Linked DNA regions of Mus musculus: region 1 is linked to region 2. Evidence: chromatin contacts called from ENCODE Hi-C or POLR2A ChIA-PET data. All regions are on one chromosome and are shown on one strand. The core of a region is the stretch at or near the end of the contact, and the rest is flanking DNA. Distances in the headings are between cores, read along the strand shown.

Region 1 (3,229 bases), core at 514-3,013, 890 kb after region 2:
TTATACTCTTGCTTCTGTTCCTGTAAAGTTATGTGTAACTTTTTACTTCTTTGGTTTCTCAATTTTCTAAGAAGGAATTCTCAATCTAATTTGAATTATTATCCTCCAAACTTTTTCCAGTTAGAGTTCAAGGTCAGCCTGGCTACATGGGACACTGACTCAAAAATAAATAAATAAGCTCCATTTTCTAAGATGTATTTTAATTATACCAAAGTTCCCATTTCCTTGGTCTAAAACCAGTGAAAATAACAAACAGGATACAGATATCTAATATGCAATACATGGGCAAATAATCCAACGCTTAGAGTACACATTCAATTGCCAAAAACCAAAGTTTGATAAAAAGTATGGACCACTCATTTTATCTAATTACTGCTCTTTTCAAAATACTTAACATTCTTTCATATGAGTAGTGTTAAATATGTTCCAAAAAACAAATGCTGACTGGAGAGATGGCTCAGCTGCTAAGAACACTGGTTGCTCTCCCAGAGGTCCTGAGTTCAATCCCCAGCAATCACAAGGTGGCTCACAGCCATCTGTAATGGAACCCAATGCCCTCTTCTAGTGTGTCTGAAGACAGCTACAGTGTACTCATATATATATAATAAATATTTTTAAAAAGAACAAATGCAATCACAAATTGACATTTTTCATATTACAATACACCATTTTATTAGTTTAATTTTAAGGTAGTGAGCACAACTCTTTAAAAAACATGGCACTAATAAGCACATATATTTCAAATAAGAAGTAAAGAGATTAAGGGTTATAACATTAAAAGATCACTTTTAAAATGAGCTTTGGTCTTGGACAGCTCTGATCTGACCACTGATGTATTTTCCAGAGGTAGAACTGCTAAAGATTTTATTGTCTATGGCACTCATACACATAAAGGTAAGATTTAAACAATATGAAAAATGTATATGAAGGCATTACCTTGAAATGTTAACAATCACAACATGCACTCAACCTCTTCCATTTCTACAACCTAGATTCAATAAGAACTAGAAAAAAAAATAAATCTTATGAATCATCATTTTTAAATGCTAAAACTCAACACTTTTAAACTGTTTTAATTTTTTTTGTCACCAAATTTCTAAACCCTGTTGGCATTTAAATTTCAAGTTTCTGCTCAAAGGCAACCGAACATTGTAGACAAGAGTAGAACACCTATCTAAGGTACCAACTGTCCTGCAATTAGCTTTCGTCTGGCTCAGTGTACTGTAGTTTTTCACTTAATTGAAAAAAAAAAAGAAGAAGAAGAAGAAGAAGAACACGCATTCGGCCACCTAAGTAAAATCGTCGCCCTCTTATTCCAGACAGCAGCCACCCTCCGGTTAGTCCTATCCTCCCGCACGTGTCTGTCTGGTGGACTCCCAGCCTAGATCCCCGGCTCCATCCAGGATGCCTCTCCGCCGTAGCCCCGTTGATGGGCAATGCCACCGCCACCGCGGGCCGCTCCAGCGCACTCCACCCTCGGCTCCGCTGCGGCGCCCAGATCTGCCGGTCCTCCCGCAGGGCCGCCGCGGGCGGTGGGCGCGCAGGCTCCCCGTCACCGCGAGCTCTGACACGCGCGTCCCGACCTCCCTACCGCCCGCCCCACCCCCTGCCCCTCGCGGGGCCCTCCGCACTGCGCACCCGCAGTCCCGCGCGGCCCGCCGGACAGAAAGCAGCGGGAGCGCGGCAGACCCGGCTAGGAACCGACCTGTGGAGACCGCCATCTTCTCCTGCTACCAGACGCACCACCGCACGCAGGGCGTCAACGTCACTTCCGGCAGCGCGTTGCTCTCCGTCATAGAGGGACCGATAGTGGGGATAGTGGGGACTGTATCAGGTTCCTGTTCCTGGCAAGCTTTGCCCCTGATGGTCTCTGGAACTGTTGGTTCATCGGTTGTCCTAATCAAAACACACACATAAAACTGGGTTGGGAGACTAAGGCAGCATGAGCTTAAAAAGTCTTTAAAAGATCTGAGATCTCCAATAGTGTCAGTGTGTCCAAGGGAAATTTTCCCTATGACTCCTCTTATTAAATATTGAAATAATGTCTAAACAAACGCTAACAGTTACATCACGAGCCGGGCGTGGTGGCGCACGCCTTTAATCCCAGCACTCGGGAGGCAGAGGCAGGCGGATTTCTGAGTTCGAGGCCAGCCTGGTCTACAAAGTGAGTTCCAGGACAGCCAGAGCTATAAAGAGAAACCCTGTCTCGAAAAACAAAGTTACATCACACCAAACCTGTTATTAATAATCAAGGTAAAACATGGGAATTCACAATTGTGTTGGGGAAAAAAAAAAAAAACTATTCCAAAAGGTTGGGCTGTGTTAGTGCAGGCTACGTTTAGGCTGTAGTTTTGCTCTGATGACACCAGAACCAAAAGTCCATCAGTAAAGAAAGCCACAGAAGAAACTCAAGCAAAACCGTGAAGCAAAAAGGGATGGAGAAAAGCAGCTTACCACCTTGCTTCTGAGAAGGCTAGGCTGACTCCATGACAGACTTCAAATTGACAGTTAAGGAGACTGGGCCTAAGAACTGGGAAAGTCCAGGCAAGCCCAGGCAAGTCAATTACTAATAGAAAAAAACCCAGGCTCCAGCCTTCATGCCCGATAATGGTTCTAGGATGCCTAGAGATAGAGTAAGATAAAACTCATCTTCCCCAGAATTCCAATGTGCTTTAAAGCAAGCATGCACACTCACTTAGTTGTCTCTCTGTTTTGGCAATGGGAGACTCCAACACGCTGGACTTCTGCAAAATAAAGCACTCTCTGAGTATACATACTATTTGAGTCCCAGGTGTCATTCTTCGGTGAATCATGGACCTTTACATTTCTATCTTACGTTCACCTACCTTATTTGGAGGAGTAAGCCCATGTACCTAAAGATGGTATACCCATACCCAACTGGATTCTCCTACAACAATTAGTGACTAAGAAAGTTCCCCCAGGTTTTTCTTTTCAGACATGCCCACAGGTTATTCTGACTAAGGCAAGTCTTAAATTGAGATTTCCTCTTTCCATTTGTGTCAAGTTCACAACAAAGATTATCTAATACAAGTCCATTCCAAGTGCATCATTGTTAATATTCCTTTCTTGTTTGTGCCCAAGATGTCATAAATACTAAAATATTAAATACAGTACAACTTTAGAATTCCCAGTCTTTAAAAATTCCAACCCTCTAAGTCTCTTTAAAATATCCAAAGTCAGGTTCAATAAATACCACACACAAGCAAAT
Region 2 (3,401 bases), core at 639-3,138:
TCAGTTTAATATCAATTTTCCTCTGCTGTGCCCAAGCAGAGCTTCTGTTTAACATGATTTATGTCATCAGCCGGTGGACTTCCTCCTGCGGCCAGTGGGACACATCTCACATAGATAAGGCATGAATCAGATCAGTTGAGCTCAATACTGGCTAGCACAATCTGGAACACACAGGTTACTTGACTGCAGTCTGTAATTTAACACAACCCCTGGGTCCTTGGACACAAAGGGGCTGGTTTCCCTGTTTCAAATTCACTGGTTCTTTAAAAGCACAATGAATCGTTAATGATTTTTTAAATTGCAACAACTCACTTTAGCAGGTTATCTTCTGGCGTTCCCTGTTGTCATGTGTGGCTTTGTGCCCTCTTTCAATACTAGATAAAAAACAAACGGTGTGTTTTACTGGAAATTAGGTGGAAGGGGCAAGATTTCTTGCCCTATAGAGCAGGTGTCTAAATCTGAGCAAACCCACTAGAAATAGGTCAACTCAGACTCCAGCTCTGATCCATACTCATGGTAGCTTAGAAAGAAATCTAATACATTTTCTTGTTTTCTTGTCACCTGCAGATTCAGTTCCCTTAGTTTAAGGATTCATATAAATATCTTTCTGTATTTGACATTGAAATCAGTGACTATTGTAAAGAGAAAGAGGAATCATTGAAATTAACCCAGGAAGTCTGCGGGTTTCCCCCTCCCCCGCTCACACGCCCGTTTTCTCATCCCCAGATTAAGAAGTTATGCTGCTTGACAATGCACTTTTCTCTTGCAAGTCTCAACATCGCTGGTGGTATTCTGTTTCCGCTGTTTTCTTCCAGCACCTGTTACGAAAAAAAAGTTAGTTGTCTTGGGGTGGGGAGGTGGGGGAATTGGATTCTGCAATTTTGTTGGGAAGAGTCAGGGTAACATTGAAATAAACAGAGTTGCCTGTGGGCACAGTGAAAACTGCACTTTTAAAATGAATCACTTCGGAGTATTTTTACACCTACCCCTATGTGCAAATGCAAGTGAAGTGACCGGCTGGCTACTGGACTACCTAAACTGCCAGTCAAAGAACTTGGCAAAAGAATCCTTTACCCCATCTTTTAATGCAAACCAGGGATGTGGCGTGAGGAAGGGGGAGGCTTTTGAAGACTAAAGAAAACACCACTAAGTAACGGCAGACACTAAGAATTGTCAGTAGAGATTCATATTTTTTTTTCTTTCTCTAAAATACCATGCGCTACAAAGGGAGGAAGTCTTGTCACATGTCTTCATCAGAACTTTCCATACTTCTTCCAGAGTTTGCCTATTGTCGGAGTCTGCACCAGCCTTCCCTTTTATCTTTACACTCTTCCAGTTCCTGGGGTAGGCTGTAAGGCTTTACTTTCAAGTGTCTAACGCAGCGATCAGCAAGTTAACTTTCTGGCACGCCGCCCTAGACCTGCTGTGGCAGCTGCGGGGAGCCTTTACCTTCCTTTCCCAAAAGCCAGAGCCTACAGCTGCTTGTGTGCAATAACCCCCCTCCAGACGCAACTTCCAAATATAGACTCTCTGGCCACTAGGGGCTGCGCGGTCCCAGTCCGGAGGGCCGCCCTTCCTTCCCGCCCTCGCCTTGCCAGGCACTGCCCACATCTGGAAGCCAAGTCGCCGTAGGTCACCTAGCGGAAACACGTTTCCCCAGTGCTCAAGAACCGAGATTTCCTTTCTTGAAAACATTTAATGTATTTTGAGCCTCCACTGAAATGCCATGAGCAGCCCATTTTGAACCAGAAAAATTTAGTCTGACAACAGAGTCTTCCTCTATTCACAGCTGTTCCAGAAGGAGGAGCTGAAATCTGAACCTCTTGGCTGTGATTGGTTACTTCTAGAAAAAGCAACGGAGAAGGCGCCTCCCCGCCCAGAGGAGCTCAGTCGGGCAGGGAGCCGGGTGACTTCAGAGGCGCCTGCCTGTCCCCCGCCGCACCTGAGCCACCGCGATGCTATAGGACCGCCGCCTGGACCGTTATCCGCCCGCGCCCGCCCGCAGCCACCATGCCGCGCTCCTTCCTGGTCAAGAAACATTTCAACGCCTCCAAGAAGCCCAACTACAGCGAACTGGACACACACACAGGTAAAAATCGCCTCTGTAAATCTGTGCGCGAGTAAACCGCGGTTCTATTGCTTGACTCAGAGAACACACCGGGCCGCTTTCCTTTTAATGCTGTGCCAAAACTGTCCTTGCAGTCTCTTGATTACTTAGGTTAAGTTTTAATTCAAAACCTTTGAGATCTTTGCTGACAAGGAAAGCTTCCTTCCGGTCGGGCAGTATAGTTCTCTGAGCCTGTGTGTACGCAAAAGGAGTGCACGGACGTGATCGCACCCTTCCCCTCGCCTGAGCAGCAATCTCCTGAAGCCAAGCACTTGGGAAAGCAGCTGGATTCGTGCATGCCATTACCCGCCACAGGCACGGTACAGCTAGAACAGCCCACGCATAAAATGAAAAGCAACTTTATAAAAAGTTTTAATATAGTGTCTAGTTCTTCGTTCTAAATTGGGACAGCAAGGCTAGTCCAGAATGAAGGTTAGTCAGGGCAACTGTCAGCCTGCACGAGGACAGTAAGCCCAGGTGAAGGGAAGACTTTATGTGTGTCCTGTGAGTAAGGCTGTCTTCACTAGAGAGTCTCCTATGGAGTCTCCTGCATGTTGTTATGGTCTCTCTCAGACTGTGTACATATATTTTAAAAATATTTTGCCTTAATTTTTTCTTTCCTTCCTTTTCTTTCTTCCAGTTATTATTTCCCCATATCTCTATGAAAGTTACCCTATACCTGTCATACCAAAACCAGAGATCCTCACCTCGGGAGCATACAGCCCTATTACTGTATGGACATCGTCGGCAGCTCCACTCCACTCTCCTTTACCCAGTGGCCTTTCTCCTCTTACTGGATACTCCTCATCCTTGGGGCGTGTAAGTCCCCCGCCTTCCTCTGACACTTCATCCAAGGATCACAGTGGTTCAGAAAGTCCCATTAGTGACGAAGAGGAGAGACTGCAGCCCAAGCTTTCAGACCCCCATGCCATCGAAGCTGAGAAGTTTCAGTGCAATTTATGCAATAAGACCTATTCTACGTTCTCTGGGCTGGCCAAACACAAGCAGCTGCACTGTGATGCCCAGTCTAGGAAATCGTTCAGCTGCAAGTACTGTGACAAGGAATATGTGAGCCTGGGTGCCCTGAAGATGCACATTCGAACCCACACATTGCCTTGTGTCTGCAAGATCTGTGGCAAGGCTTTCTCCAGACCCTGGCTGCTTCAAGGACACATTAGAACTCACACTGGTAAGAGAAATGTAGAAAACCATGCCTCTCAGCTCAAACAGTGGTGTGACAGAGCTGTCTGCGGGGTGTCTTAAGGGACTGACAGGGGGTGTTTTTCATAAGGTG

What was found. A loop is a pair of places that touch in the nucleus more often than their neighbours do. ChIA-PET counts read pairs that join two places held with the same protein, here RNA polymerase II (POLR2A).
Region 1: a map of left cerebral cortex shows a loop between it and region 2 (3-fold over the local background). The contact joins the promoter of Ube2v2 here to the promoter of Snai2 in region 2. A Hi-C loop is called at or near these places in 2 of 37 maps with a recorded cell type or tissue (T-helper 2 cell and left cerebral cortex). POLR2A ChIA-PET finds 5 or more read pairs at or near these places in 1 of 5 experiments (Patski).

The regions. Positions count from the first base shown.
Region 1 is chr16:15,592,755-15,595,983 of GRCm38, forward strand. Ube2v2 (ubiquitin-conjugating enzyme E2 variant 2) reads right to left here and starts at 1,764. Exons shown (of 4, transcript NM_023585.4): 1 at 1,706-1,764. The coding sequence starts at 1,721.
Region 2 is chr16:14,703,964-14,707,364 of GRCm38, forward strand. Snai2 (snail family zinc finger 2) reads left to right here and starts at 1,889. Exons shown (of 3, transcript NM_011415.3): 1 at 1,889-2,089; 2 at 2,748-3,296. The coding sequence starts at 2,011.